2 separate regions of the Homo sapiens genome follow, and region 1 is linked to region 2. Evidence: chromatin loops called from intact Hi-C (ENCODE). Cell type or tissue: psoas muscle. All regions are shown on one strand. Each heading gives the region's core, and the rest is flanking DNA. Links, peaks and the distances in the headings are about the cores only.

What was found. A loop is a pair of places that touch in the nucleus more often than their neighbours do. Peaks named below come from ENCODE experiments on the same cell type or tissue, not always from the same donor. Only the 100,000 strongest peaks of a DNase experiment are listed, where the experiment ranks them.
Region 1: it touches region 2 in a loop (5-fold over the local background); 28 of 110 quality-filtered maps call a loop at or near these places.

The regions. Positions count from the first base shown.
Region 1 is chr12:7,136,580-7,152,271 of GRCh38, reverse strand. It overlaps CLSTN3 (calsyntenin 3), which reads right to left. Exons shown (of 18, transcript NM_014718.4): 7 at 15,162-15,443; 8 at 14,205-14,317; 9 at 10,868-11,030; 10 at 10,133-10,186; 11 at 9,246-9,403; 12 at 8,961-9,109; 13 at 3,074-3,300; 14 at 2,579-2,749; 15 at 1,583-1,728; 16 at 1,209-1,344. Among named protein-coding and RNA genes, the nearest start is that of CLSTN3, 14 kb to the right of the region's middle. In psoas muscle, for the core only: CTCF peaks have their summits at 7,648 (motif pointing right) and 10,025 (motif pointing left); no DNase peak of the experiment used is centred there.
Region 2 is chr12:7,631,607-7,647,298 of GRCh38, reverse strand. No RefSeq gene overlaps it. Among named protein-coding and RNA genes, the nearest start is that of APOBEC1, 26 kb to the left of the region's middle. RefSeq lists silencers at 7,167-7,266, 8,348-8,477 and an enhancer at 8,919-9,453. In psoas muscle, for the core only: CTCF peaks have their summits at 4,272 (motif pointing left) and 8,439 (motif pointing right); a DNase peak (open chromatin) is centred at 8,478; H3K4me3 peaks cover 786 bases; H3K27me3 peaks cover 856 bases.

The DNA of each region.
Region 1 (15,692 bases), core at 5,092-13,091, 500 kb after region 2:
TGCAATTTTTAATAATGTGGGAAAATACTTGTTTTATAATATGAAGTGTAAATATCAGGTTACAAAATAGGCTAATCCTAACTTTCTAAAAAGGAAAAATTAAGCATAGAAAAAAGACTGGAACAGAATACTCATATTATCAGTGGTTTCCTCTCTGACGGAATTATGGCTGAGTTTTCCTCGTCTTCTTCTTTCTTTTTTTTTTTTTTTTTTCCTTTGAGACAGAGCCTTGCTCTGTCTCCCAGACTGGAGTGCAGTGGTGTGATCATGGCTCACTGCAGCCTTGGCCTCACAGGCCCAAGAGATCCTCCTACCTCAGCCTCCCAAGTAGCTGGGACTACAGGCACCTGCCACCATGCCCAGCTAATTTTTTTTATTTTTTGTAAAGACAGAGTCTCACTGTGTTGCCCAGGCTGGTCTCAAACTCCTGGACTCAAGTGAGCCTCCTGACTCAGCCTAGTGTGTTGGGATTACAGGCATGAGCCACTGTGCCTGGCCTGATTTTTCTTCTTTAAAAGAAATATTTGATATTTTCTGGTTTTTCTACAATTACGCAACTCAAAAGTTGAAAATAAAATTGCACCATTCGTAAAGGACCATGACCGGGAACCTTTGGGACCACGGCCAGGTTGCTTTGAAGGGCAGCTTTGAAGGGCAGCACTCCATCTGAATGTAACGCTTTGCATATTTGCATATATTTTTTAGAAATATTCTTGTGACTGCATACGTAGCACATAATTTTACATGTAATAGTACCAATTCTCTCCTTGGGGATAGGGACTGATCTATCCTATAAATCATTTAGATCATCTTAGGACAGTGCTAGTACATAGTAGGTGCTTAGTAAATACTTGATAGTTTCACCACAGAGGATCCTAGGTCCAGGGCTAATTTGATATTGCTTGGGGCTGGGGAAGGAGGCATCATCAGGTATAACAAACACGCCTAAACCCACACTGACTTTATGACTGCAGGCATAAGCATCCCTACAATGACACAAGGCTCATGTTCTTCACAAGGGAAAGTGAATGATCCAAAGGGAGAGAGGGATTGGTCCATAGCTGTCAACTAAGGCAGGTACCACAGGGAACAGAACCCATTGCTCCACCTACCTTGTCCTCTCCCAGAGGTGGAGGGGGAGGATACCTGTCCCAACACACTCACCTGCCACCTGCCCCTCCCTGCCCAGCCCCACCAGGCTTACGTACTGGAGTTTCTGTGGGAGCTGGCTAGGCTGTGTCCAGCCATCTCAGGCGGGGGCTGGTGACCACGGTGCAGGAACTGCTGGGAGCTGAGCACGTGGCTGGGGTGGGCAACCCGGTTCATGCTGTGCAGGACATTGACCTGGGCAGAGGGAGGGCTCCATGGGCACACACGCTTCTCCCAGGTCCTCCCCACTTCTCTAGACCCCAGCCCCATCTCCTAACTACTGCCCCCATCTCCTTCTCCTCCACCCACTGCAAGGTCCAGCAGCCCTCCACGCTGCCATGTCCATGCCCACCAACTAACATTTTGAGTCCATGCCACCTCAGCTCCTTTCTGGGGGTGGGTAACTGTGGAAGGAAGGAGACTCTCTGGGTACCTCCACGATGAATTCATTGCTGGAGTAACGGCCATTCATTTCCGAGCAGGAAAGCCGGAACTTCCTGGTGTAGAGGGCAGCTCCGTGTCGCAGCCGATAACGAGCCTGCCTCAGGATCTCTTCATACACAGTGATGCTCTCCACCCCTGGAGATGAGGAAGCACCTCAGGGCAGGGGCCAGTGGAGGCAGGACCTGGGCAGGACCCTCTCTCCTGGACTCCCACCAGCTGACGCCACACAAGCTGTAGAGCAGGTCAGCCCCATCTCCGCAGAAGTGCGACCTGAGGTCGAAGGGAGGGATGCTCCCCTCCATCCCTGCCCACTCTGACTAACTAGGATGGAGAGATCAAGGCTCCATTTCCTGCTCTGTAGGTTCTGAGGAGGAATGGAAAGAAGGAGATAAAGACATCCTGAAAGACAGAAAGGGAGATGGCAAGCAGGAGGGAATATGAGAAAGAGGAAAATACAGAAGTCCTCAGTGAGCCCTGGAAAGGAGTGGAAATAGAAGGGAACTGATTATCTCCATCTTCTCCATTCTCCCTCCTGGCTTCCTTTGGAAACTACCAAATCATCACTCCCACTATTCACTAAGAGATGAGTACTTCTTGTAAAGCTCTGGTGTGCACGTGAGATGAGTGAGCTGAACAACAGAGATGACCGGTAACAAACAGACAGCTAGAGGGTTAGAAAGCTGGGCAGAGATGAGCCGAAGGAGGAGAGGAAGGTGAGAAGCCTGAATGGAAACAGGAGTGGGACCAGAAGTGGAGGTGAGCCAGGCTATGGAGAGGAGCAGGAAGACAGAAGCATTCGGAGCCTAAACCCAGCACACCTTCCCTAGGGACAATCAAAGCCAGAGGATCTTCCAGGCTAGGAAAATGCAAAACGGCACTTGTCCACATCCCTGGACCTGGAAGGAGGACCCTCTGGGCTTCCTAGGCCCTTACTTTTTGGGAGGGGCACACACACACAGAGGACAGGCCCTCAGGCCCCACTGACCAGCAATAGTGAGGTAGGCAGATGTGTTGGTGAGCTCCAGCCCCCGCTGCTGCAGAGAGGTTGTGTCCAGGAGCAGGCTTTCCCGCTCGGGATCCAGGTCATCCCCCACCAGAGAAATTTCACAGCCATCCAGGTTGTGCACAATCTCATCCGACATGCGTGTGTCTGTCACTGGGTTGGGGATAGTAGGGTCTGGGTCAGAGCCAAAGGGCCCACGGAGGTTCTGAGACCCAACCATGCCCTCATCACCACTCTCCCTCCCTTTCCAGGGCCAGGGAGAGGGAAGTCAGCATCATTTTCAAGAATATCATTATGCAACAATTCATTTCCACCCACGTGTTTTCCACTTGCTCTCCTTCTTAAAGGTAAGTTGTTCAGTCAAACAAACACAGGATGGAGTCGCTTTCTGCTTCCAGCCCCAGGAGTTCTCCCACACTCTGACTCCAGACACTGGCTGGTTCTCTGGATGGTGTTACTCCCCGAAGTCGTCCTTACCTGTGCCCTGCCAACTCTCATCCTTTTTGGCCTCCACCTGGTGAGAAATGGAGCAGGTGATTTGAAGATCAGGGAACAAAGGGACGCCGTTGGTTCCCTCAAAGTCCACAGCTGGGCGGGCAAAATGAGCAGTGCCACTCAGCAGGATCTGGGGGGCGTCAGGCTGAAGGACGACCACGTAGCCCTCCACTTCAGGGATGGAGACGCAGGACTCTTCGCTGAAGCACCTATGTAAGAAAGCAGGAGAAGCAGCATGTGACCCCAACACTTCCTCCCCGAAAACCCACATTCTGTTTCACTCCCCGCCCCAGCTACCTCTATCATAGAGCATCTCATGTCAGGAAGGGGCAGGGGAAGAAAGGGGGTCATGCCTCTGCATCCCAACCCCCACAGCAGTTGAAGGGGGACATATCCTTTCCTGGTAGGATGTCACCAAGGAAAATGTCGAGGACAGAAGGTCAGGTAATCCCAACCTGTGGGTGTGATCACACCATCAATGCCCTACCCCAGGATTATGGAGTACCTATAGATGCTATTTTAATGAAAAACAAAGCAAACTGAACTGACAAACAGGTATATATACACACACAGTTCTTTATCCAGCAGTTTAAAAGTACATGGACTCAGTATACTATCCGGCACATATGCGCCCAAAATTATTCAACAATAAAAGTAGAATGTGGACATCTATCAAAGGATGTCCTCCTCTTTGGTGTGTCTTTCATTCCCTTCAATATCGGGGAAACACACTTTGGTAGGTGAGATCATCTGACCACCTTGGACCTAGATCCACCGTCTCATGAAGCTTGAGGATCCAGGCATCAGGACAAGCTATCCTTAGAGGACTCTGTTGAGCCAGACCAACCAACAGCACAGCTGCTCAGCAGTGATGCTCCCAGGATCACATTTAGCCCCACCTTTACCAGTAATAACAACACCTCACAATCAATAGCCCTTGCCAGTTTATGAAGCATTTTCCCACATTTCTTTCTTTCTTTCTTTCTTTCTTTCTTTCTTTCTTTCTTTCTTTCTTTCTTTCTTTTTGATGGAGTTTCACTCTTGTTGCCCAGGCTAGGGTGCAATGGTGCGATCTTGGCTCACTGCAACCTCTGCCTCCTGGGTTCAAGCGATTCCTCTGTCTCAGCCTCCCAAGTAGCTGGGATTATAGGGCGCATGCCACCACACCCGGCTAATTTTTGTATTTTTAGTAGAGATGAGATTTCTTCATATTGGCCAGGCTGGTCTTGAACTCCTGACTTCAGGTGATCTGTCCGTCTCGGCCTCCCAAAGTGCTGGGATTACAGGCGTGAGCCACCGCACCTGGCCCATATTATTTCATTATATTATAACCTCATTTCTATGCTGTAAAATGCCTAAAGCTCAGGCTGGGCATGATGGCTCATGCCTGTAAATCCTGGCACTTTGGGAGGCTGAGGCGGGAGGATCCCTTGAGCTTAGGAGTTCGAGATCAGCCTGGGCAACATAGTGAAACCCCGTCTCTACAAAAAATACAAAAATTATCCAGGTGTGGTGGTAGATGCTTGTAGTCCCAGCTACTCAGGAGGCTGAGGTGGAAGGAACACTTGAGCCCAGGAGGCAGAGGTTGCAGTGAGCTGATGAGATCAGGCCACTGCACTCCAGCCTGGGCGACAGAGTGAGACCCTATCTCAAAAAAAAAAAGAAGAAAAGAAAAGAAAGAAAAAGAAAAAGAAACAATCAAGGCTTAAACCAGAGTCTAGGCTTAAATCATTCTTCTCCTTCCAGGTCCACTGATTTTTTTTTTTTTTTTTTTTTTTTTTTTTGGCAGAGTCTCTCTCTGTTGCCCAGGCTGCAGTGCAGTAGTGCCATCTCAGCTCACTGCAACCTCTGCCTCCCAGGTTCAAGCAATCTCGTGCCTCAGCCTCCTGAGGAGCTGGGACCACAGGTGTGCGCCACCACACACCGCCCAAGTCCACTGATCTTTCCACTAAACCACAGGCACCATTTGGGGCCTGGGTTTGCACCAGGGAAATGTATCTGTAAAGAAGTTTCCCCACTTGAACAAGCAGACTTCACGGTGGAGTTAGTGATCCAGGAGCATGGACTCTGATCCCCACGCTGGTGCTAGCGGAAATGATTTTACAGAGAGGACTGTAATTATTAGTGTTACTGAGCATGCCCAGCTTGAATGCTGGAGTAAAAAGGGAGAAGGCATCATCTCAGTAGGCATGATGAGCTCAGAGCCCCTGAAGTTGCCAATGCCCGGGATGTGCTGAGTTCCTGTACCACACGGAGCAGGGCCTATTACAGTCTGCCATCCAGATAGGCCTAGGGCAAAGCCCCTTGGGAAACAATCCCAGATGACCCTGAAGGCACAGGCTCCAACAGACATCCTCCCTGCAATGAGCAATGCTGTGCTGTGCCGCTGGTCTGGGAATCCCAAGGGGAATAGGAGGCCTGACCCAAAGGCACCGTTGGTCTGGTAGAGAGATTAGACGTGGCACACAAAAGTTAAAAGAAAGGCAAATATGGTCATCGCCATATGAGTGGAACAAACAACCAGAAGAGTTCAGAGGAGGGAGAGGTTAGTTCTGCCTAGGATAAGAGGAGGGTGCTTGGAAAAGGAAGGTAGGAACGATCAGAGAAAGTAGCAACTGAGCTAGCCTTTGAAGGAGGGTAGTACTGACCCAGAGTGGATGGCGAGAAGCTTACTAAGGGGAGTAGAGGAACATGAGGCAGGAACCACCAGAAGCCAGATGGCTGGCAGCTTTAAATGCCATGATAAGATCTGTTTTTTTTTTCTCTCTCTCTAATTTTTTAGAGACAGGGTCTCGCTTTGTCGCCCAGGCTGGAATGCAGTGGTGCAATCATGACTCACTGCAGCCTCGAACTCCTGGGCTCAAGTGATTCTCCCACCTCAGCCTCCTGAGTAGCTGGGACTACAGACTTGCGGTCTGTTGGTTGTGCAGGCTGGTCTCGAACTTCTGGCCTTAAGTGATCCTCCCACCTTGGCCTCCCAAAGTGCTGGGATTACAGGTGTGAGCCACGGCACCCAGCACATTTGACATTTTTATGCAGTGGGCAAGAGGAAGCCACCGACGTCTTTTTCATCAGGGAAGTGTGATGATGAAAACTCAACTTAAGATCACTCACCTAGCCTCAGAGTAGAGGATAAATAAAATTCGAAGACTAGAGATAGGTCAGCTAGTTAGGAGGCAATGGGCCAGATAAGAGGTAATAAGACCTGGGCTAGAACAGTAACAGCAGCAAAAGAAAGAGGAGACAGATTTCAGACACGCGGCACAGAGGCAGGGTCCAGGTGAGCTGGCAACTGATGGGCAGTGGAGGATAAAGACAGGGAAGAATCAAAGATGACTCAGAGGTTTCAAGCTCTGGATGACTGCAAGGACAGAGGCACCATTACAGAGAGAGTTCAGGGAGAGAGGCTGGTTTGGGATTGCAGTTGATTATTTCAGCATTAGCTCTTTCGGTTGAGGTGCTAGCAGAACTTCTAGATAGAGGTTACAGGAAGCAGATGGAAAGTCAAGAGCTGTGGAAAGAGGACAAAACTAGAGAAATAGATGTGGTATCTATCTGTTCAGGGGTCAATTCCACAAGTAAATGGGCTTTCCAAGAAAAATACTAAAAAAAAAAAAAACTTCAGGAAAACTTGCATTTAGGCATTGACCAAATAGTTGCATAAATCTGGCTTTAAATAGACAGAGGTCCAAGAACTGAAAACTGGAAGCTATGAAAGCCACAGGGACAGGGGCAAGGAAATGCATCAGGGAAAGGGAGGTATTGCTAGGTACCTGTCTGTGTCTGTTACATACACACAAATGCGCGCGCACACACACACACACACACACACACCCCTCTATATTTTCTCCCGTGACCTCAGGGAAGTATTAGGATAGCACCAACCATGTAGTAACCTTAGAAATGGAGAAATGAAAACTCTGTTTCTTAACCTCATAGAGAAAACATCAAGGCCCCTTTCCTCAAAGGCAGGTTCCAAGCCCTTGGATAAACCTCTATCCTGGGCATGAAAAAGATAGCAGGAATTCAGATGAGGCAGTCAGCAAAGAGAATGTCAACTCCTCCCCCCGCAGGAACTCCCCTTGCAGAGCTCCACCCTAGGCCAAAAACCAGAGCCCTCCCTTCTGCCATGGCTCCTCAGCACTGGAGGGGACGAGGCAATGCCTTGGCTTCTGAGGGATCAAGCCTTTCATAACTGGATGACAGCCCTTTAACAACTGGAGCTCTGACTGGGACATGGCGGGGTGCATACTCAGCAATCAGCTGCACCCACATTAACTCAACTGCCTGTGACCTTCAGCTCCACACCCTGAACCAGCAAATTCCCAAAAGCCACAGCCCGGGGCCTTCCACAGCTCTAACTGTGAGGCCTGATAATCACGCCCAGTCACCCTCTAGGGCTCAGAGCCCTCTCCCCTCTAAACCCACCCCTCCCAGGATAGGGGCAAATTTGAGATGTTTATCTTCATATAGCTCACAGAGAAACTGAGGCAGAATCGGGGAGAGGGGTAACAAGATTGGAACGCAGAAATCCTAACTCTTAAATCATGTAATTCACCCACTAGATGGCAGTATCTCCTAAAAACCGCCCATAAACCATAATAAGGGGTGAAAATGCCTTTATGTAATAATAGCCAGCATTTAAGCGGCATCCACTCTCTGCTAGGCATTTGATCCAGATTATATCATGTAGTCATCGTAACAATTCCACGAGTTAGACTCTATTGCTATCACCACTTTATAGCATTTGCCCAGTGCCAAAAAGCTAGCAATAGACCCTATGCTCTTAACTATCATACTTTCGTTGCCTCTCAATTGATCTGTATTTTTAAACATGTAATATATACTCAAACCTTGAAATAATCTACAATTTTTCTTTTAAAGACTCCAAAAGTCATTCACTTAGAATTCAGAGGTCAGTAAACTTTTTTTTTTTTTTTTTTTTTTTGAGATGGAGTCTCGCTTTGTAGCCCAGGCTGGAGTGCAGTGGTGCAATCTCGGCTCACTGAAACCTCCGCCTCCTGGGTCCCAGTTCAAGCAATTCTCCTGTCTCAGCCTCCCAAGTAACTGGGATTACAGGCACGTGCCACCATGCCCAGCTAATTTTTGTATTTTTAGTAGAGACAGGGTTTCACCATGTTGGCCAGGCTGGTCTTGAACTCCTCGTGATCCATCTGCCTTGGCCTCCCAAAGTGCTGGGATTACAGGCGTGAGCCACCGTGCCCGGCCAGCAAACTTTTTCTATGAAGGATTAGATAGTTCTGTTTGAGGGGGCCATATGATCTTTGTCCCAACTACCCACAGTTCTGCCATCACAGTGAAAGTAGCCATAGACATATGCAATGAATGGGCACTGCTGTGTTCCAATAAAACTACAAAACAGGTGGGCAGGCCAGATTTGGCCTAGGACTGCCAACCCCCAGACTTAGGCCATCGTACGTGACCTTGCAAGAGCTTGGTGAAGCAAGATTAAAACAAGTGAAGCAGCCAGGACTCACCATTTGCCCGAGGTTATCCAAGCAATTCGCATTGAGTCAGAATTAATGTCAGGTCTCCCCACTCCCAATCCTGTGTCCCACTTTACGTATCAGCACAGAGGCATAGAGAAGATCAAAGCCCGGAAACCCTAGATGTGTGACTTGGTAGAAAGAGTAACAGATTGATTGTTGAGAAATCTGAGTATAGTCCAGACTCTTCTACCAATATTGCTATGTGACCTTCAGTGGTCAATTGTCTCCATTTGAGGGCCCAATCTCCTCATCCATAAAACAAAAGAGGTATGCCTAGCTCTAGGTGACGCCTTAGGCCAAGGAGCTGTGACACTGTCTGGCTCTGCTTGGTGATTTGCCCTGCCCCACCCAACACTCACTTGACAGCAGTGGTGAGGCGCAGGGGCCTGACGCCGGGCGTGGCAAAGCGCAGAGTGTTCATGTAAGCCACATGCTGCAGGGCATGGTTGAAGGTCTCCACATCATCCCCCTCCAGGGTGAGCAGGGACTGTGAGGGGTTCACGTGGACCTGGGCCCCAGACACAGATACAGCTGAGAGCAGGGCCAGGAGGTGGCAGAGGAAGGGAGCAGAGGTAGAGGGGTAGGGCAAGGGGGTGGGGCAAGGGGCATGCTGGGAAGAACAGGGCTAGAGGATGGGGCAATACCTTCATGCCTTTGCCCAGGCTCTCGAAATCCCTATAGTCCAGCCCCTCCCGACATGCATAGAGGCACTCGATGACCTCGCGGCTCTCCAGGCGACCTGAGCGCACGCTGAAACCAGCCAGGTAGCCATGGAAGTAGTGGTGGATCGACAAAGGGTCTCCTAGGGTAGGAACACAGGAGCAGGACGGGAGGTGAGAAGAGAGGAGGATGGAAAAGGACGAAGGCTGAGAGAAAGGGAAAGGAGAGAAAGAGCAGAAGAGTTGAGAAAGAAAAAAAGGAGAAATGTGGAAACCAAAAAAAAAAAAAAAAAGGAAAAAAGAGAGATGAGAGGTGAGGGAGAAGTGAAGGTAAGGGGGGAGGCTAGAGAAGGGAGAAAATGAGACAAAAGAAGACAGAATAAAGCCAGGGGAGAAGAAGAAGGGTGAAAAGTAGAAGCAACAAAGATGAGAGGGAGGAAGAGAAGGAAACAGGACCAACAGGAGGAAAGAGTCAAAACAAGGAGGGAGGGGGAGGCGGCAGGAGAGAACGTCTTTCCAGTGACATGCAGGGAGACCAGGATGGATGTGAGCGAGCTTCACAGATGCCCAGACCTTCCCCTTCTGCGTGTCTGACTCCTGACTCCTGCCACCTCCCTTCTACCATGTGGAAAGCCACCAAGAGAGCCCCATTCTTCATTCTGTGGGCAGGACAGGATACCCAGAACCCAGCCAAGCTGCCTCTAGCCTTACCACTCCAGGAGCCCCTGCCCTGCTGTATTTCTTGGAGGCTCTGCCCCCTGGTGGCCTAGGAGGCTGTCACAGGCTGGATAGGATTTGGGGTGGAAAAGGGATCTCAGAACAGAAAGTGAAGATGAGAACTCTCTGGTCTCCAGTTCTTACACACGGAGTACCTTGGGTGGTGTCTGTACTGTTGTCTCCCTTTTCCTTCTCTTTGTTCTTCTCCTCTGGGGATAAAAAAAAAAAAAAAACAGTGCTGGTGAGCTCAGGGATGTGGAGAGATTGACAGAGAGGAATGAGATGTCTTCCTCTCATCCCCATGAGTGCTCTCATGCCCACATGGGATTCTGACCCTGCCCATGTATAACTTGCAACCTCTCAGCTCAGCCCCAACCCTTCTTTTGTCATGTTCCAACCTCTCCAGCCTCTATTATAGACAAACCCCCAAATACGATATGCTGCTGAGGAAACACGTGGGCTCTGGTAAGACAGACAGGCACATGTGCACACACACACTCCCAAGAGGAGAAAAATTTTTTCAATGGCTTAAAAGTTGGAAGACCGAGGACACTCTAAGGGGTTACTCTCCTTGAGCAGGGGAATGGGCTATGGAAGTCATCATCACTTTGATGGAAAAAAGTGGAAACTGGCTGGAGTTACAGAGAGAGAGTCTGGGGATGCGTGAGAAGTTAATTCCTCCAAGTCAGAGGTGATGACCCATTGGATTAGTGGGAGATACGGGAGGGAGGCTGTGGTCCCTTCCCATGGAGATCTTCAGAGTCACCCTGCACAGCTGCAGAGAGATGCAGGAGGCGGCCTCAGCTGCTGGGTCAGACTGCCCTTGCTCCTCACCAGCCTACCTCCCTTCCCAAATCCTGAACCACTGGAGTCTTCACTGAGAAGCTTACCAGTCCAGCAGGCCCCAATCATGAGAGCAGGCTCCCTTCGGGGTGGGTGGATGAGGCCATTGTCATGGATGAGGGCAGGGTCGAAGGAGATGCCGTCGGTATAGAGTGTGACTGTGGGGAACTCGAGGTTCAGAGCGTAGTGGTGCCACTCATCATCACAGACCTGGGAGAGTAGGGTAGGGGCAAGAGCCTCTCAGGTAATTCGTCTTCAGAGAGCTAACCCTAGGCACTGCCCCATCTCCTGGGAGACAGGGGACAGTCCCTTTATTCCCAGTTCTACCAACAGGGCTTACTAGTGCTTTGCTGCCTATCCAGCTCGAGGAATAACATCCTTGTCCAAAATCTATCAGGCAACCAACCTAGTAGCAAAGATTCCACTCTTCAGGTAAATCGTTAAAGCTATAAATATTCCTAAGAGGAGTAACACACTTTCATGAATAAATTCCCTGCCCCCCGAACTTATGTATTACATATGTGTGTAAGGCACTGGAAACTCTAGAGATGGGGTTTCCTTCTGTCCCCCAGGCTGGAGTGCAGTGGTGCAATCATAGCCCACTGAAGCCTCAAACCCCTCGGCTCAAGCAATCCTCCCACTTCAGCCTCTGGGGTAGCTGGGACTACAGGTATGTGCCACCATGTCCAGCTAATTTTTTTATTTTTTAGAGATGAGCTATCACTATGTTGCCTAGGCTGGTCTCCAACTCCTGGCCTCCAGTGATCCTCTCAGCCTCCCAAGTAGCTGGGATCACAGGTTATCTCTAGGATAGCTTCTAACCCAACATTAAGCACTAAAATAAATATTGCTTCCCTTTGCAGTCTCTCCTAGGGCCAGCCAAGATGGAATGGGGGATGGTCAGAGGAAAAAGGGGCAGAGAGTACTCTGCCTCATCCAGTTCCAAATGTTGGGGTCCCTCAAGGCTCAGACCTAGGCCCTCTTCTCTTTCCTCTCTACACTCTTTTCCTAGAAGTCACCTCATCTGTTGCCATGGGTTTGGGTACCATAGTTATACACTGGTAACTCCAAAATCCACATCTCCAGCCCATAACTCTCCTCTGAATGCCAGATTCTCCACTTGGATGCCCACAAGTATCTCACATTTAACACGTGTAAGGTGCAAGTCCATGCCCTTTCCCAACTCCCTCAGTTTCTCCCCAGGCAGTATAAATGCTCCATCATCCATCTAGCTGCTCAAGTGGCTGACGTAGGAGACAACTTTGATCTTCCCTTTCCCTCAGCCTCCACATCCAGTCCATTAGCAGGTGCTGTTGATCCCAGGTCCAAACAGAGCTACAAGCTGCAGGTTTCTGTGCAGGTCTCTCCGTCTCCATTGCCACACATCAGTCATGTCTCCAACCCCTTTCATGAAGACTGTTGCAACAGTCCTGTTTACTGTCACCATTAGATACCTTCAATACAACCATCCCACAGTTGCCAAGGGGATCTTGTTAAAATGTAAATCTGGCCAGGCGCAGTGGCTCACGCCTGTAATCCTAGCTCTTTAGGAGGCCAAGGTGGGTGGATCACGTCAAGAGATCAAGACCATCCTGGCCAACATGGTGAAACCCCATCTCTACTAAAAATACAAAAATTAGCTGGGCGTGGTGGCACACGCCTGTAGTCCCAACTACTAGGGAAGCTGAGGCAGGAGAATCTCTTGAACCCGGGAGGCCGAGGTTGCAGTGAGCCAAGATCGCACCACTGCACTCCAGCCTAGTGACAGAGTGAGACTCCATCTCAAAAAAAAAAATAATAATAATAATAATAATAATGATGATGTAAATCTGATCAGGTCATGCCTCTGCTTTAAAATCCTTCAAAAAACACTTCCTGTCTCTCATATGACAAAAATCTAGACTAACCCTGCTGAAAAAGTCCACTGTACAACCTGATCACTGCCCATCTCTGCAACTTATCTCCAGTCTTGTTCACTGTACTCCAACCGCACTGGCCCTCTTTCCATGCTTGGAACATGCTGAGCTCTTTCTTGCCTCAGGGCCTTTGCATATGCTCTTCCCTCTTCCTGGAACCTTCCCACACTCTTCCCACACCCAGCTATTTCTCATCCTTTAGCACTAGGCTTAAATTTCCCCTCAGTCAGGTCCCCCAGGAGCACCCAATCTAAGGCAAGTTCTCCTTTCCTTGCCTCCCGCCATGCTCTGCCCCAGTCCCTTGCCTGCTTCTTTCAGAGCATTTCTCACAATTTATCATTTTACATGTCTATTTACTTTTTAAAACTTTATCTCCCCAACTGAAATGTAAGTTGAATGATGGCAAAGATTTTGTTTCATTCATTGTATTCCCAGAACCTAGCTGAATGACAGAGACTTAGTTGTATTTAATAGATACTGGTTGATTAAATGAGGGTGAATTGAAGAAAGATAGCAAGGGTAACATTACCAATATTTGCAGTGTGAGGGGGGAATCAAGAAACAGCAAATGACAGACTGTCTCTTTAAAAGAGTGCCACAGACAGCAAAACTTTTGTAGACAGCCCTCAATTATCTAGTTTATAAATTATCTGGGCACTTCTTTTCTCTCTTCTAATGCTTTTTTTTTTTTTTTTTTTTTTTTTTTGCCGTTTGCTTACTCAGCCACTCCACCAGGACTTGCAAGAGAAACAGAAGGAGGTGAAAACTCAAATTAGTCCTCACTGGTCCTTGTGGTCAGCCTGGAGAATAAATAATGAAGAGGCTGCAACTGTTGGCTCAAGAGAGGATTTTAAATATTTTATCCATTTTTATTTATCCCTCCATAATCAGGGCTGATAATAGTGAGAATTAACATATACAGAGGGAGTGCTTTTCAGTCTACAACGGTCTATTACATCATTTAATCCTAACGACTCTGGGATATAGAATTCTTTTTATCCCTATATAACAGGGTTGTTTTAACCCTGAGGTTTACACATATTAACCAAGATTTCATAGCCAGCAAATTCCCTTGGCAGGACTCAAACCCAATCTGTGTACCTCAGAATGACTTATTGTCTTGATTACAACAGGCTAACTGCCTGAGAGTCAGGGATGTATACTGTTAAAGTCCTAAATAAGAGAGAGAGAGAATAAAACAAGGAGGAAATAGATGGTTGGTCGACTTTGGTGTTAGTAGTCATTTGTTCCCTTTTTTTTTTAAATCCAGAAGTGCTTTCTGCAGGGGACAAGCTTTGGGAAAAGGGAACAAGAGGACCTGGGAGTAGAATGGTCAGGGGCTGAAAGTGAAGAAGCAAAGAGAGGGCAAGGGGGAACCCAGAAAATGCTGACCCTGCCCAGAGAAGGTCCTTTCCTAAAAGTGAGTCACATCTACTCAGCCCTCCCAGGAGCCTGGCTCTTGCCTCACCTGCTCCAGCTTCCAGAGGAACTTGACTGGGCGGGCACTCTCAAGCAGGGGCCAGTAGAGGAAGGCAATCCTACAGCCGTGGACAGTCAGCGAGTAGTGAGAGAAGCCGTCCTCTGAGGGCACAGGAAGGGGATGGGGTCAAGTGCAGAGGCTGAGGCCAGAACAAGTTCAAAGCAGCAGGAAGGAGAGGATGTTGGATTCTCTTAATCCTCTCTCATTCCCTCGTTCTCTAGCATTTTTCTTTCCTCTCTCTCTCTCTCTCTCTCTCTCTCACACACACACACACACACACACACACACACACACACACATTCCAGTCCAAGTGATAACTTGGGCTTCTTAGGCACCCTGGCTGGCTGGCTGAGGAGGGAACATCAGCTGGCCCACTCCATCACCAGCTCTTCATCAGTCCTTTGGTTAATACATACATCATGGGTGACAACCCTTTTCAAAAGAGTTGTCAAGGTCAAGAGAAATGAGGTTGGAGAATTGGCTAGAAATGAAAGAGCAGGTCAAGACTAAGCCCTCTCCAGTGAAGTAGGCCCTGCAGTTGAGGGAAGAACAGGCCTCGGAGTTGGGGCCAACCAGTCCCAGGATGGGATGATGAAAGAATGGGGCACACCATTACCCAGGCTTTCCCATTGCAATGGAGGGGCTTTAATGGAGGTGGAGATGGGGGGTGGGGACAGCCTACCACATGGTGGGACACAGAGAAGTTGACTGGGCAACTGAAAACAAGAGTAGCAGCAAGGAATCCCATTGCACTCTGACAGCAGTACGATCCAACATGTCATGTTGGGGATAAAGCACAGAATCAAGGCATATCACACCTGGCACTTGCACCTCACAAATGAAGAGAGGGGAAGTGACCTGTTCACAGTCACACACTGGGCAGTGACAGAGGCGGGACAAGAAGCCAGTTTCCCCCTCTGGCTAGTGCCTGGAGGGGAGGCTCACCATTCTGGACAGTGTTACATACGATGGTTTCCTCTTCCTTCTTGCCCTTGTTGGGAGTTACGCCATGCTTCATCCAGAAGGACAGGGTGAAGTGGTCACTGAGGCTGTCCTGGGGCCCAGAGCCCAGCCCACTGGGGCCACCCAGGGGCACCTGCACAGCCTGGGTGCCATTGAACCAGTAGATCAGGCTGCTGTCCTGGCTGTAGTGCACCGAGAGTCCTGCTGTCCAGTTGGCATTGGGGCCAGGCATGGGCAACAGATCCACCTCCCCAGTGGCAGCACCTGTGGGAGCCCCAGGAGGCACAAGTGTCAGAGCCAAGAAGCAGCAGATGGTGAAAAGGGCAGGAGGCAGGGAAAGAGGGACTGATGGGAAAAGATTTCCTACAGCACGTCTTGCCACCTTTTATGGCCTTTCAAAGACAAGAGAGGGATGAACTCACTTCTAAGAGTATCTCTCCAGTTAACCCATTCTCCAACTCTTCATCTCGCCCTACCATTGTTCCACCATGCATCCGGTGACTGTCTGGTGCG
Region 2 (15,692 bases), core at 4,016-12,015:
TGTCAAAGTGTCAGTCAAAATCTTGGGTTTATATGTATTTTGGAGTCTAGTAGTTGAGGTCAATTACTCACATGTGTGGTCTGATGAGGTGTGACATACTACTCTTGCAGGGAAGGGGAATTACAATCTATGTTCTTATCACAGCAATACATGTATCACTCAAGTAGCAAACTATGGAAGTAGAATCATTTTAAAGCTTTAAAACAGCACTTTTAGCAGGAAATTTAGCCCAGGGAGGAGCCTCTGTAGATCAAACCATTTTCTCATTACACTTAGCAGGTATTTCATCAATGTTAGGTGCTACTAATCTTATCACAACAATTATTAATATACAACCACAAATTATATCTCAATGTCAAAAATCATCATTTATTTGATCTGCATTAATTACAGCTGTGCTTTTGCTACTTTCTCTTCCAGTTTTAGCATTGATATTACTATACCTGTGCTATTCAAAAACATAACCTTAATACTGCTGTTTTATCCCACAAGGAGACTCAATTTTATATCAATGTTGTATTCTGATTCTTTCTCTTGCAGAAGTTTATGTTGTTATTTTACTCAGATGTAGAAGAGTTTCACATGTAACATATTCGGTTAATAGGAATAGTCTAAACCATGATATCTATTGGTTTCTTAAGATTCACTGTATAAGCCTGATACGGTTTGGATATTTGTTCCCTCCAAATGTCATGGTGAAATGTGATTCCCAATGTTGGAGGTGGATCCTAATGGCGATATGGCTCTGATGAATGAAGGAACACCAGGGTCTTTGGTCTCCTGCTGATTTAGATAAAACAACACGGAAACACCTTGAGTGGTTTTAAGGAGTAGAGAGTTTAATAGGCAGGAAAGAAGGAAGAAGCTCTCCTGTACAGAGACAGAGGGAGTGAGGCTCCAAGGGAGAAACCTCGTGTGTGGTACGGAAGTAGTTGGTTATATTAGGAAGCTGGAGGAGGAGGTGTCTGATTTGCATAGGGCCCAAGGGATTGGTTTGACCAGGTGTGTCATTCACGTAGACCACAAAAAACCCTGGCACTCCCACCTTAGCCCTTTAACATCCAAATGCAGGCCACCAAGATGTCCTGAGCATGTGTGAGTTATCTGGAGGTGGCTATGACACTTGGCACATGTGGTGACAATGAGAAGAGGGTGGGAATTGCCATGTTGGCCATGTTGGGTGGACCTAGTTTCTAATCACTGGCATTTGCATATCAAACTTGCCGGCCTGGTTTTTCAAGCTGCCTGTTAGAAAAGAAATGGTTTGGGGGTTGCTTCTCATGACAGGAAAATTTCCACTGAGAACTTTTACCCTTTCTAGTGGCCTAAAAATTATTTCCTAATAACTCCTGTATTATTCCCTGCCTCAAGAGAAGTAAACCTAACTGCTGTTAAGGGGTGTTGGATGACAATTCTTTCTGGCTACTTCCTGTTGAAAAGGCTCGTCACGTGAGGGACAGCAGTTGGTCCTCCTCCTGAGGTTGATCTAAGTGTTCTAGGAAGAATGGTGTGTCCATGGGTGGCTCTGCTCGCAGCGTTGTTTGGAGTTTGATTGCTTCTAGGTGAAAAGAGATAAATTTTACAAGAAGATTTAAAATATAGGGTTAGAGTATGAGTATTAAGATGACCACCATTAGAGGGAATTCTGTAGACCATAACTGAGTTTGAAATCTGTTAGTTACACCAAAGGGTTGCAATACCGGTTTTCGTCCACTAGATGCCGTTGTACATTACCAGAGACTTTATATAAAAGTAACATTTTCCTTGAGAAAAGCATACATTTTCCTTGAGAAAAGCATACATTTTCCCCTTGACTTCCCATTAGAGAATAATTTTTGGCATAGGCCATTTTTGTGAGTTGCAATATGATTGGGAGAAATATGATATTGGGTGGCTAAAATAACTTTAGCATTAATCTTGGCAATTCCTTTCCTTTAATTAGTAAATTCTTTTGTGACTTTCACAGACCCTCTTACAACATACTCAAACTCTCTGACTTGTCCTAAACATCCTTCCTGTAAACAACCAGTCATTTCCTTTTAGGACAAGAATTTACCATACACAATCCTTCCTTATATAAAATCTTTCTTTATAAACTTCTTTTAATAGTTTAGAATGCATCCTATTACCAACTTTCAGTAAAAAGTCATATCAAACTTAATGATAGTAAAACTTTTATACTTTCATGCTTGCTTTTTTTCTTTTTTTGATATGGAGTTTCGCTCTTGTTGTCCAAGCTGGAGCGCAATGGCACGATCTCAGCTCACCACAACCTCCTCCTCCCAGGTTCAAGCAATTCTCCTGCCTCAGCCTCCCGAGTAGCTGGGATTACAGGCATGCGCCACCACACCTGTCTAATTTTGTATTTTTTAGTAGAGATGGGGTTTCTTCATGTTGGTCAGGCTGGTCTCGAACTCCCGACCTCAGGTGATCCACCTGCCTCGGCCTCCCAAAGTGCTGAGATTACAGGCATGAGCCATCGCGCCCGGCCTTATGCTTGCTTCTTATCCATAACTATCACTCCTGCTATAAGCAAAATAACCTTGACTAAATCTTTCCTGCAATTATTAATCCTAAGATAAGGAAGATAATCAGGCAAAATATTATAACAATTAGAATTTTACAACCAAAATTCCGCATTGTGGGTGCCACGGTGTATAGTTCCATCGCAAATAGTGGTGTAACTATAACATTTCCCACAAGAGTGGCATAGTAAATAATTTTCGTTTAAGTCTTTACTTGCCTAGATATAACATTTCCCTTTGGGGATCTACAAAGTTACAAATGCAATCCCATGTATAATTAAATCTCGCTGCAAATATGCCTTAAAAGGAATTTTAATATTTGGTGGCAGATTTTGAGAGGAAAGGCAGAAATAATAAAAAGTACCCGATGAGGTAGGAGTAGCCCTCACTCAGTTACTTATCTTTTATGATTTTCAGTTTAAGATCTTCTATTTCTCCACATTGATATTCAGGACGTGCCTCTGGGCTGTCAGAGGTTGATCCCTCAGCTGTTCAGGCTTTGACTTGAATGTGGAAGTCAGGAGTTGATTCCTGTAACTTTTACTGCCAATGGTGTTGAAAGAAGAACAGTGTAGGGCCTTTCCCAGCTTGGCTTAGGGAAGGAGACAGAGATGAGGGTTTTCACTAACACCAAATTTCCTGGGTTAAATAAAGGTGGTTCTGTTTCCTGGGGTTGGACTTCTGTTAGTTGCGTTAATTCTTGTTGGAAGTGAGCTAGAGAGGTTACATGCTTAACCAATTTAGAGGTTTCCTGCCTGAAAACAATCTCTGAGCACACTGATAAGTTTTATCCTTTCCCAAGTGAAAAGCTTGGTGAAGGATTTTAAGGACATTGGCTGGAGGCTGGCAAATGGAGTTTGCCATCCTCTGACTGTAGCCTTTCTGAGGGCTGGGAACTACGTCCTCGAGAAGTGGCCTATTTTATTTCTGCAGGGAAATACTGAGGTTTAATTTTTCTTATGGAGCCTTCCTAGATTAGAAGGGGCTTAAGTGCCTTAACGGCTTGAGGCTTCCTTGCCTCTGACTTAACTGCCTGATCAGCTAACCTATTTCCTTTGGCTACCTCATTTGTTCCCTTTTGATGTTCCTTACAATGCATTCCTGCTATTTCTTGTGGAAGAAAAACTGAAGATAACCTGCTAATTTCCTGGTGATATTTTTATAGGGGATCTATTAATGGTAAGAAAATGTCTTTTCTTTCTTTCTTTCTTTTTGAGACGAAGTCTCGCTCCGTCGCCCAGGCTGGACTGCAGTGGCGCGATCTCGGCTCACTGCAACCTCCACCTCCCAGGTTCACGCCATTCTCGTGTCTCAGCCTCCCAGGTAGGTGGGACTACAGGCGCCTGCCACCACGCCTGGCTAATTTTTTGTATTTTTAGTAGAGACGGGGTTTCACCATGTTAGCCAGGATGGTCTTGATCCCCTGACCTCGTGATCCGCCCGTCTGGCCTCCCAAAGTGTTGGGATTACAGGCGTGAGCCACCGCCTGGCCGAAAATGTCTTTTCTTTCAAATGGCAGCATGAGCATGGAGAACCAAGAAAGCATACTTGGAGTTAGTATAAATGTTAGCTACCTTTCCCTTGCTTAATCCAAGTGTGCTTGTAAAAGCTGTTAGCTCAGCTAATTGAGCGCTTGTGCCTGGGGAGAGACGTTATTTAGAGTGACTACTGCTTATCCTGCCTTATGTACTTCTTGCTTTACTGGCGGTTTGTTGGCTAAGAGCTCCCCCTAGAGGACAGTAATCCTGCCACATTATGTGGGGTGTAAACAGTTAAATTATTTCCTAGGGTTAACTTGGAGGCTTTTCTGATTAGCGAGCTGTCATGATAATGGCTTGGAAGCACGTGTCAACTAAGGTTGAGAAAAATACTGGAGTAGAGTTTTTCCTGAGATGCCCCTTCTGGTTGTGCTATGGGAAGAGGGGAGGCCTGGATTAGAGAGGAGAAAAAAGAGAGACTGGCTGAGTGTTTAGAAAGAGGTCTACTTTCCTTCTTTTAATTTCCAGAATCACTCAGAGCTCCTGTGCTGTAATGGCAGTTTGAGCCGCTGGAGCTGGAGTTTGAGCCCCGGGATCCAGTTCTGCTGGATCATCAGTAAGACTGGTTCTGAACCCAGTGACCTCCACCTCTGGGGGCAGTTCCATCTCCTGTTGTCTCTGCCACAGGCTGGAGAGGGTTGAGGTGGCTTTGTCTTGCTGTATGGGCATTCTTTCTTAACATGCTCTGGCCTGCCACACTGATAGCAACTAGCAGATGCACCTCCGGGATCCTGGACTTTGCAAGCCTGCAAAGCTGCTGCTAGAGTCTCTGTCCTTCTGACCATTGTCTCTTTCTTTTGGGCCTCCTCCTGGTTCCTATTACAAAAGACCAAAGTGGCCACTTTCAGGAAGTTCTCTAAGGTGCTATCTGGTCCTATAGCTTGCTTGTGTAGTTTCCTTTTAATATTGGCAGCTGCCTGTCTAATAAACTTGTCCTTTAGGATGAGCTGTCCCTCGACTGAATCAGGGGATAAGGAGGGGTGTTCTGTTAGTGCCTCTCTCAGCCTTTCCATAAAGGCTACAAGATTCTCATCTGGCTGTTTATCATGGACAGTTTAGAGTAATTGAGAGGTTTGGCCCTGGTTTTCCGTAGGCCCTCTAATGCACACTTAAAAAAGAGCTTCCTTTTCATCTCCTGAGTTATTGGGGTCCCAATTAGGGTTGTCAAGGGAAACTGCTTTCCTCCCAATTGGGAATGGCATTTCTGCTATTTCTTCTCTTTCCTTATCTGCTTTCTTCCCTTTTGGTGTATTATAGGAGATATGTTGCTAATCTCTGAAATCAGAGCTGCCTGCTTTTCAGCTGCAGTGAGGGTCTGACTTAGGAGCAACATAACATCCTTCCATCTGAGGTGAAATACCTGAGTTAAATTTTGGAAAGCTTTTTTTTTGAGACGGAGTCTCACTCTATTGCTAGGCTGGAGTTCAGTGCCGTGATCTTGGCTCACTGCAACCTCCACATCCTGGGTGCAAGCGATTCTCCTGCCTCAGCCTCCCAAGTAGCTGAGATTACAGGCACATGCCACAACGCCCAACTAATTTTTGTATTTTTAGTAGAGACGGGGTTTCACCATGTTGACCAGGATGGTCTCAATCTCTTGACCTCGTGATCTGCCCGCCTCAGCCTCCCAAAGTGTTGGGATTACAGGCGTGAGCCACTGCGCCCAGCCTGGAAAGCTTTTATATACCTATCAGGGTTGTGAGAAAATTGGCTAAGTCTCCCTTTATTACAGGCCTAAGGGGCTGTAACGAGAAGGGAACTTGAAGGGGCCCCCAAAGAAGGGGGATCTTCAGATGGCTCCTCTGGAAGTTGCTTTTCTAATTTTGGGGAATTATTTTCAGTGAGCGTGCCTGATATGATTCCTAAAAGAGCTGGGTTGATCTTACACTGCTTGCAAAGTTTCAGTAAAAATACCATGCCCTTGTGCAAAATAAAATGAGTTGCTCTTCTCTTTAATGTCCTGAGGCTAAGAAAGTTTCAGTGTTTCAGAGTGCACGCCAGAGGGGCACAAACTGAAGATAATCTGTTACCCATCTAGAAAGAAAAGCAATAAAAGTGTCCTTTTAATCTACTTTGATTCCCTATGACCCCCGACGGAGAATAACACAGTGGAGTGTCCTGTTTTCCTTCCCTGGTTCCTGGGACCCTGTTAAATGTGCCACCCACGATTGTAAGCATGGTCCCCCAAGCCATGGGAGCGGATGAACTAAGTGATGGTGTGTCCGGAATGGGTGGGTTCTTGGTCTCACTGACTTCAAAAATGAAGCCGCAGACCCTCACGGTGAGTGTTACAGCTCTTAAGGTGGCGCGTCTGGAGTTTGTTCCTTTTGATGTGCAGGTGTGTTCAGTTTTTTCTTTCTGGTGGGTTCATGGTCTGGCGGGCTCAGGAGTAAAGCTGCAGACCTTTGCGGTCACTGTTACAGCTCTTAAGGCAGCGCGTCGGGAGTTGTTCGTTCCTCCCGGTAGGCTCGTGGTCTCGCAAGCTTTCGTGGTGAGTGCTGTAATTCACAAAAGTAGTATGGACCCCAAGAGCGAAAGAACAAAGCCCCACCAAGGCAGAGAGACACCCGAGCGGGTTACTACTACCAACTCGGGCAGCCTGCTTTTATTCTCTTATCTGGCCCCCCCCCAACCACATCCTGCTGATTGGTAGAGGCGAGTGGTCTGTTTTGACAGGGCGCTGATTGGTGCGTTTACAATCCCTGAGCTAGGTACAAAGGTTCTCCTCCTCCCCATCAGATTAGTTAGATACAGAGTATCCACACAAAGGTTCTCCAAGGCCCCACCAGAGCAGCTAGATACAGAGTGTCGATTGGCGCGCTCACAACCCTGAGCTAGACACAGGGTGCTGATTGGTGTGTTTACAAACCTTGAGCTAGATACAGAGTGTCCATTGGTGTATTTGCAATCCCTGAGCTAAACATAAATTCTCCACGTCCTCACCAGACTCAGGAGCCCAGCTGGCTTCACCCAGTGGATCCCGCACCGGCGCTGCAGTCCCACGCCATGCGCTTGCACTCCTCAGCCCTTGGGCGGTCGATGGGACTGGGCGCCGTGGAGCAGGGGGCGGCGCTCGTCGGGGAGGCTCCGGCTGCACAGGAACCCACGGAGGCGGGGGAAGGCTCAGGCATGGCGGGCTGCAGTCCCAAGGCCTGCCCCGCGGGAAGGCAGCTAAGGCCCGGTGAGAAATCGAGCGCAGCGCCGGTGGGCTGGCACTGCTGGGGGACCCAGTACACCCTCCGCAGCCGCTGGCCCGGGTGCTAAGCCCCTCACTGCCCCGGGCCGGCAGGGCCGGCCGGCTGCTCCGAGTGCGGGGCCGCCAAGCCCACGCCCCCCCGGAACTCCAGCTGGCCCGCAAGCGCCGCGCGCAGCCCCGGTTCCCGCTCGCGCGTCTCCCTCCACACCTCCCTGCAAGCTGAGGGAGCGGGCTGCGGCCTTCGCCAGCCCAGAAAGGGGCTCCCACAGTGCAGCGGTGGGCTGAAGGGCTCCTCAAGTGCCGCCAAAGTGGGAGCCCAGGCAGAGGAGGCGCCGAGAGCGAGCGAGAGCTGTGAGGACTGCTAGCACGCTGTCACCTCTCAATGGGATTAACCACACTTTACCCACGCAACCTTAGCTTATCTGCCTTGTGTGATTCCCTTTGACTTCCTAAGCCTATGTGATCTACCTGGCTCCCTGAAAAATTGATCTTTGGAGAGACTGTGTTGTTTTTGGTCAAGGCTCCTTTAACAGAGGCAATGTGCTAGACTGCCTGCTATTATGGCCCATGCCAAACCATTTACCCTCAGAAAAATGGTTCTGGTTAACTTCTGAACTTAAAATCTCCCTACTAATTATACCATTTTAACAGGAAACAGATTAGATGTCTTAAAAGAGCGTAGGAACAGAATGGCCATTTTCCTGCTTATGGGACAATATCAAGACTAAAATGTGGCAGCAGACATATTACTTCTTTTTGAGACAGAGTCTCACTGTCACCCAGGCTGGAGTGCAGTGACGTAATCTCAGCTCACTGCAACCTCTGCTTCCCCGTTTTAAGCAATTCAATAGCCTCAGCCTCCTGAGCAGCTGGGACCGCAGGTGTGCACCACCACGCCCAGCTAATTTTTGTGTTTTTAGTAGAGACGGGGTTTCACCATATTGGCCAGGCTGGTCTCGAACTCCTGACCTCGTGATCCACCCGCTTTGGCCTCCCAAAGTGTTGGGATTACAGGCGTAAGCCACCATGCCCGGTCGAGGACATATTACTTCTAATTGCTGAAGGCAGAACTTTCCGGTTCACAGAAGTAGGTTAGAGCCTGATTTCTGGTGGTGCAAAAGGAAGTTCAGTGTTACCGTAAAAAATGTGGCCCCTGAAGAGGATTTCTACTTCCACTAGGTGGCGCTGTTGGCTTAGAAATACTATATGCTCACCAGCGCAGCCACAGAGAGCGGGCTTGTTGAGTTACTGCCTGCTGCGTTTGCCATCTTTCCTAGCAGACCTGTTTCACTGAACTGTAAAACTCCCTGCACTTTTCACAGAGAGAGAGTAAGAGACCGTGGATAGAGAAAGAAGGAAAATTTTGCAACAGGATAGTAAGAAGAGAGCCTTGAAATTGAAGGAGAGATTTGAGGTTGGGGCTCGCTCTATAGTCACCACTCCGATGAATGAATTCCCGGTCAATGCAACCAAAATGATAACTGCTCTGATGAATGGAAGAACAGCAGGGTCCTTGGTCTAACATCGTTTTAGATAAAGCGACATGGACACATGTAGAGTGGTTTTAAGGAGTGGAGAGTTTAATAAGCAAGAAAGAAGGAAGAAGCTTCCCAGTACAGGGACAGAGGGAGGGGGGCTCCCAGAGAGAAACCCCGTGTGTGGCAGAGTAGTTTGTTATAGCAGGAGGCTGGAGGAGGAGGTGTCTAATTTGCATAGGGCCCAGGAGATTGGTTTGACCAGGCGTGTCATTCACATAGCCCGTGAAAAACCTGGCACTCCTACCTTACTCCTTTAATATGCAAATGCAGGTCACCATGATATCCATGTTATCTGGAGGCAATCATGACACTTGGCACATGTAGTGATGAGGAGGAGAGGGTGGCACTCTTCCTGTTGGCCATGTTGGGTGGACCCAGTTTCTAATCGCCAGCATTTGCATATCAAAGCTTGCCGGCCTGGTTTTTCAAGCTGCCTTTCTGTTAGAAAAGAAATGGTTTGGGGGTTGCTTCTTATTACAGGAAAATTTCCACTGAGAACCTTTACCCTTTCTAGCGGCCTAAAAGTTATTTCTTAATAATTCCTGTATTATTTGGAGGTGTTTGGGTCATGTGGGTAGATCCCTCCTGAAGTAATGAGTTCTCACTGTTCGTTCACACAAGAGCTTGTTGTTTAAGAGTCTGGCATCTCGCTTGCTCCTACTCTCACCATGTGGCACACTGTCGCCCCTTTGCCTTCCACCATGATTGTAAGCTTCCTGAAGCCCTCATCAGAAGCAGATGCTGGCACTATGCTTCATGCACAGCCTGTAGAACTATGAGTCAACTTAACCCCTTTTCTTTATAGATTACCCAGCCTCAGGTATTCTTTTATAGTAATGCAAGCAGACTAACACAAAGCTCATTATATATTTACAGTAGAGATGGATGTTAATACATGAGCATATTTTATATGAGCCACTATAATTATTGCTATTCCTATAGGAGAAAAATTATTCAGCTGATTAGCAAACTTTCACAGAGAAAATATCTAATGGTCATTAGCTGTACTATGAACTTTAGGCTTTATTTTCTCATTCACAGTTGGAGGCTCAACAAAAATTGTATCAGCTAAATTATCATTTGATATCAACCTTCATGATAGATATTGTTGTAGTAAAGCAAAGTAAAATGAAAGTAAAGTCAAAGTAAAGCAAAGTAAAAGGCTAGAGAGTGTTGGAAGCAGTGAATCCTATTTTAGATGGACTTGCCAAGGATACTGGTAATTTTCTTTTTTTTTTGAGATGGAGTCTTTCTTTGTCATCCGGAGTGGAGTGCAGTGACTTGATCTTGGCTCACTGCAACCTCTGCCTCTGGGGTTCAAGCGATTCTCCTGCCTCAGCCTACTGAGTAGCTGGGATTATAGGCACGTGCCATCATGCCTGGCTAATTTTTGTATTTTTAGTAGAGACGGGGTTTCACCATATTGGCCAGGCTGGTCCCGCACGCCTGACCTTGTGATCTGCCCACCTCGGCCTCCCGAAGTGCTAGGATTACAGGCATGAGCCACTGCACCTGGGCGGATACTGGTAATAAAGTAAATGAGCAGGTCATGTGAAAATCTGGAGAAAGTTTATTTCAAGCAGATGGAAGAAGGTGCAGGCATTTGAAATTGGAACAAAACAAATTTGGCATTTTTTAAGGAATAAAAAATGTGGTTAGAGTGGAATAAATGAGGTGAGAAAATGTAGGAAATAGGGCCAGGGAGACAAGCAAAGGTAAGATTATGTAGGGAAGTATAGGTCATGGAAAGAAATTTGGATTTTCTTTTGAGTAAACTGGATTTTAGAAATTTGTGGTAGTGCAGGATTTATTATGTATTAACAAGAACTGGTTGCCTGCTGTATGGAAAACAGATATAGTGGGGCAAAAGTGAAGTAAGGAAGTCCAGTTAGAAATACAGCAGATATCTAGTAAAGACTAAGCTCTGATTTTTTATCTGGCCTAAATTCCTTATTAAGGGGTATGGGGAGTCATGACCCACAAACCATAAATTCTCATCAGATGGGTTTTATTTAATCCTGTATATTACGACTTACTTTCCAATCTGACTCTGGCATAACTAGAAAGAAAATAAAAATGTTTTACCCCAAAATATATTTTCTTGCCATACCTTGAAATTGCCCTGCAAAGTCCCTTGTGGGAAAAATCCACATTCTATAGAGAATCCCCTTTCCCCTTTGTTTTCCTTTCTTCCTTTCTGGATCCAGGAGATAATCAACTAAGAGCCAGGTACCCTTTTAGGTCTGATAGGAAACATTTTACAACCTGCTGTCTCTGAAGTCTGCTATCAGAGAGCTTCCTCTGCACAATAAAACTTGGTCTCCACAATTCTTTATCTTAACTTGAACATACCTTTCTTTTTTTTGAGACAGAGTCTCACTCTGTCACCCAGGCAGGAGTGCAATGACGCAATCTCGGCTCACTGCAACTTTCGCCTCCTGGGTTCAAAAGATTCTTGTGCCTCAGCCTCCCAAGTAGCTGGGGTTACAGGCACCCACCACCATGCCCAGCTAATTTTTGTATTTTTAGTAGAGACAGGGTTTCACCATGTTGGCCAGGCTGGTCTCGAACTCCTGACCTTGGGTGATCCACCTGCCTTGGCCTCCCAAAGTGCTGGGATTACAGGTGTGAGCCACCACACCCGGCCTGGACATTTCCTTTCTATTGATCCCAGCTCTTCAGATAAACTCAACCAACTGTCATACAGAAAATGTTTAAATTTACCTATAGCCTGGAAGCCCCTGCTTTGAGTTGTCCTGCCTTTCTGAACCAAACCAATGTATTTCTTAAATGTATTTGATGTGTCATGCCTTCCTAAAACATATAAAAGCAAGCTGTACCCCATCCATCCTGGGCACATGTTCTCAGGACCTCCTGAGGGCTGTGTCATGGGCCATGGTCACTCATATTTGGCTCAGAATAAATCTCTTCACATATTTTATAGAGTTTGACTATTTTCATCCATACTAGGAAATATGACTATTATCTCTACTGAAATAAAGATACAAGTGGTGAGAAGTAGTAAGATTTGGGATATATATTAAAGGTTTAGTTGACAGGATTTGTTGATGGAATAAATGTATGCTACAAAGGGAAAACTCATGACTTTTACATTTTTAGCAAGAACAACCAGATGAATGATACTGTCACTTAACTGAAATGAGGAACACAGGGCTAGGAGTGGTTTGAAAGTGAAGTCAAGAGTTCCATTTAATTATGTTAACTTTTAAAATGTTTATTAGACATACAAGTGGACAGTTATTCATGTCTGAATTTGATAGAAAAGGTAAAATCTGGGGATTAAAAAAATGGGCTTTACATATGCATTGTCTTAAAGTCACAGGAATGGTTGACCTTACTTAGACATGTGAATATGAATTGTGGACATAAGAAAATTGAAGACCAATCCACAGGATTTACCAACATCTGGAGATCAAGACAAAGACGAAGAAACAGCAAAGTTGGCTGAGTAGCAGTAGCCAATAAGATAAAAGATAAATCAGAAAACTTTTATCCCAGAAGCCAAGTGGAGAGAAAAGTGTTTTAAGAATGAAGATGGGGAAGATTCTAGGTAGGTGGTTTTAGTACAGTGCACTTTAAAAATCTCCATCTAGGGCAGCAAAACCAAGGAGCAATGAACAAAACCCATTTATAGCAAAACTAGATGGCAAAATTTCTCCATGAGCTTTCAGTTATGAGAAGATGATGACGAATTATCAGTAACTACACAACCCACAAAGTATCAGCATCTGTTTGGGAAGTTGGACAGGATCCAACTCACAGGAAAGTCTAATAGGGCCACAGTGCAATAAAGTATAAAGATGTTGGGTAAGTCTGGGCCCTATAGACTTTCTTTTTTTAAAAATTTTTAACCTTTTTTTTTTTGGAAATGGAGTCTCGCTCTCTCGCCCAGGCTAGAGTGCAGTGGCGCGATCTCCCCTCATTGCAAACTCCACCCCCCGTGTTCACGCCATTCTCCTGCCTCAGCCTCCCAAGTAGCTGGGACTACAAGCGCCCGCCACCACGCCCAGCTAATTTTTTGTATTTTTAGTAGAGATGGGGTTTCACCATGTTAGCCAGGATGGTCTCGATCTCCTGACCTCGTGATCCACCCGCCTTGGCCTCCCAAAGTGCTGGGATTACAGGCGTGTGCCACCGTGCTCAGCAAATTTTTTTAACTTTTTAGTTCAGGGGTACATGTGCATGTTTGTTACATGGGTAAACTTGTGTCATGGGGGTTTGCTGTACAGATCATTTCATCACCCAGATATTAAGCCTAGTACCCATTGTTATTTTTCCTGATCCTCTCTCTCCTCCTACCCTTCACCCTCCAACAGGCCTCAGTGTGTGTTGTTCCTTTCTATGTATACATGTGTTTTCATCATTAGCTCCCACTTATAAGTGAGAACACATGGTATTTGGTTTTCTGTTCCTGCATTAGTTTGCTAAGAATAATGGTCTCTAGCTCCAGCCATGTCCCTGAAAATGACATGATGTTTGAGCTAATGGATATCGCAATTACTTTGATTAGATGATTATATACTACATGCCCGTATCAGAATATTACATGTGCTCTATAAATATGCACAACTATTATGGATCAGTAAAAAATAAAAATAAACCAAGGCTGTCATTTTCAAGCTACAAAAGAAAAAAGGCGATTAGGTCCTACATATGTCCTTTTCCATGTCATCTAAGTCTAACTTGGCTTATAAGATCACAATCAATATCCTAAATGGGAATATGGGATTTTAAGAATTTTCTCTTAGCTTCTAATTTTCTTTAGCTTCTAATATTTCTGTAGATAATATGCCAGTATATTGAAAGTACATATATCACACAGGGGCAACAGTTATGTTTCCATGTAAGAATTTATTCCCCAAATAGTTATTCCACACTTACAATGTGCCAGCCTGGGGTATAAATTAGGAAGCAAATTAGACATATTTCCTATTATGAAGAGGTTACATTTACATATGAGTAGATATTAAAAGCAAATAAAAGGCAGTGTTGTTAAGGCCTAAGACGAGGTAAGAAAACCAAATAATGCCTCTTAACTTAGACTTGGAAGAGCAAGGATGCCCTCCTGCAGGGAATGACATCTCAAAGAATTAGGTCACTAGTAGAAGTTACGTAGCTGAAGAGTTGAATGAGGGCTGTTCTGATGAACATAGATGCCAAAGTCCTCAACAAAATATCAGCAAACTGAATCCAAAAGCACATCAAAAAGATTATTCATCACAGTTAAGTGGGCTTTATTCCAGGGATGCAAGGATGGTTCAACATATGCTAGTCAATTAATATGAGGCACCATATCAACAAAATGCAGAGCAAAAAACAATCATTTCAACTGATGCTGAAAAAGCATTTGATAAAATTCAACATCTTTTCATAATAAAAACCCTCGACCAATGAAACGTCAAAGGAATGTACCTCAAAATAATAAGAGCTATATATGACAAACCCACAAACATCATCATACTGAATGGGGGAAAGTTGAAAACATTTCCCCTAAAAACTGGAACAAGAAAAGGATGTCCACTCTCACCACTCCTATTCAACATAGTGCTGGACTCCTAACCAGAGCAATCAGGAAAGAGAAAGAAATAAAAGGGATCCAAATTGGAAAAGAGGAAATCAAATTATCTCCATTCACTGATGATAGGATCATATACCTAGAAAACCATAAAGACTCCTCCAAAAGACTCATAGACCTGATAACGACTTCAGTAAAGTTTCAGGATACAAAATCAGCATATAAAAATCAGTAGCATTTGTATACATCAATAATGTTCAATCTGAGAACCAAATCAAACTCAATCCCATTTACAATAGCCATGAAAAAATCATGTGCCAAGGAATACATTTATCCAAGGAGGTGAAACATCTCTACAAGGGGAACTACAAAACACTGGTGAAAGAAATTGTAGATGACACAAACAAAAAAACATTCCATAGTCATGGGTTGGAGGAATCCATATACTTAAAATGACCATATTGCCCAAAGCAATCTACAGTCAATGCATTTCCCATCAAATTACCAACTTCATTCCTCACGAACTTAGAAAAAACAATTCTAAAGTTCATATGGAACGAAAAAAGCCTGAATAGCCAAAGCAGTCCTAAGCAAAAAGAACAAATCCAGAGGCATTACATTACCTGACTTTAAATTATATCACAAGTCTATAGTAACTAAAGCAGCATGGTACTGGTACAGAAATAGACAATTAGATCAATGGAACAGAATAAGAGAACCCAGAAATAAAGCCAATACCTACAACCAACAAAGTTGATAAAAACAAATAATGCGGAAAGGACACTCTATTTAATAAATGGTGCTGGAAAATTGGATTGCCATATGCAGAAGAATGAAACTGGATCTCTATCCCTCACCATATTAAAAATTAACTCAAGATGGATTAAAGACCTAAATTAAATACCTAAAACCATAAAAAATCTAGAAGAAAACCTAGGAAAAAGTCTTCTGGACATCAACCTAGGCAAATATTTTATGAAAAAGGCTCCAAAAACGAATATAACAAAAACAAAAACAGGCACACGAGACTGAATTAAACTAAAATGCTTCTGCATAGCAAAAGAAATAACCTACAGAATGAGAGAAAATATTTGCAAATTATTCCTCCAATAAAGGATTTATACCCAGAATTGACAAGGAACTCAATAAGTGAAAAACAAACAACCCCATTAAAAACTGGGCAAAGGACACGAACAGATATTCCTCGAAAGAATAAATAGCAGCCAACAAACACATTGGAAAAAAAAATGCTCAACATCACTAATCATCAAAGAAATGCAAATTAAAAACACACTGAGATATGATCTTACACGAGTCAGAATGGCCATTATTAAAAGGTCAAAAAACAACAGATGTTGG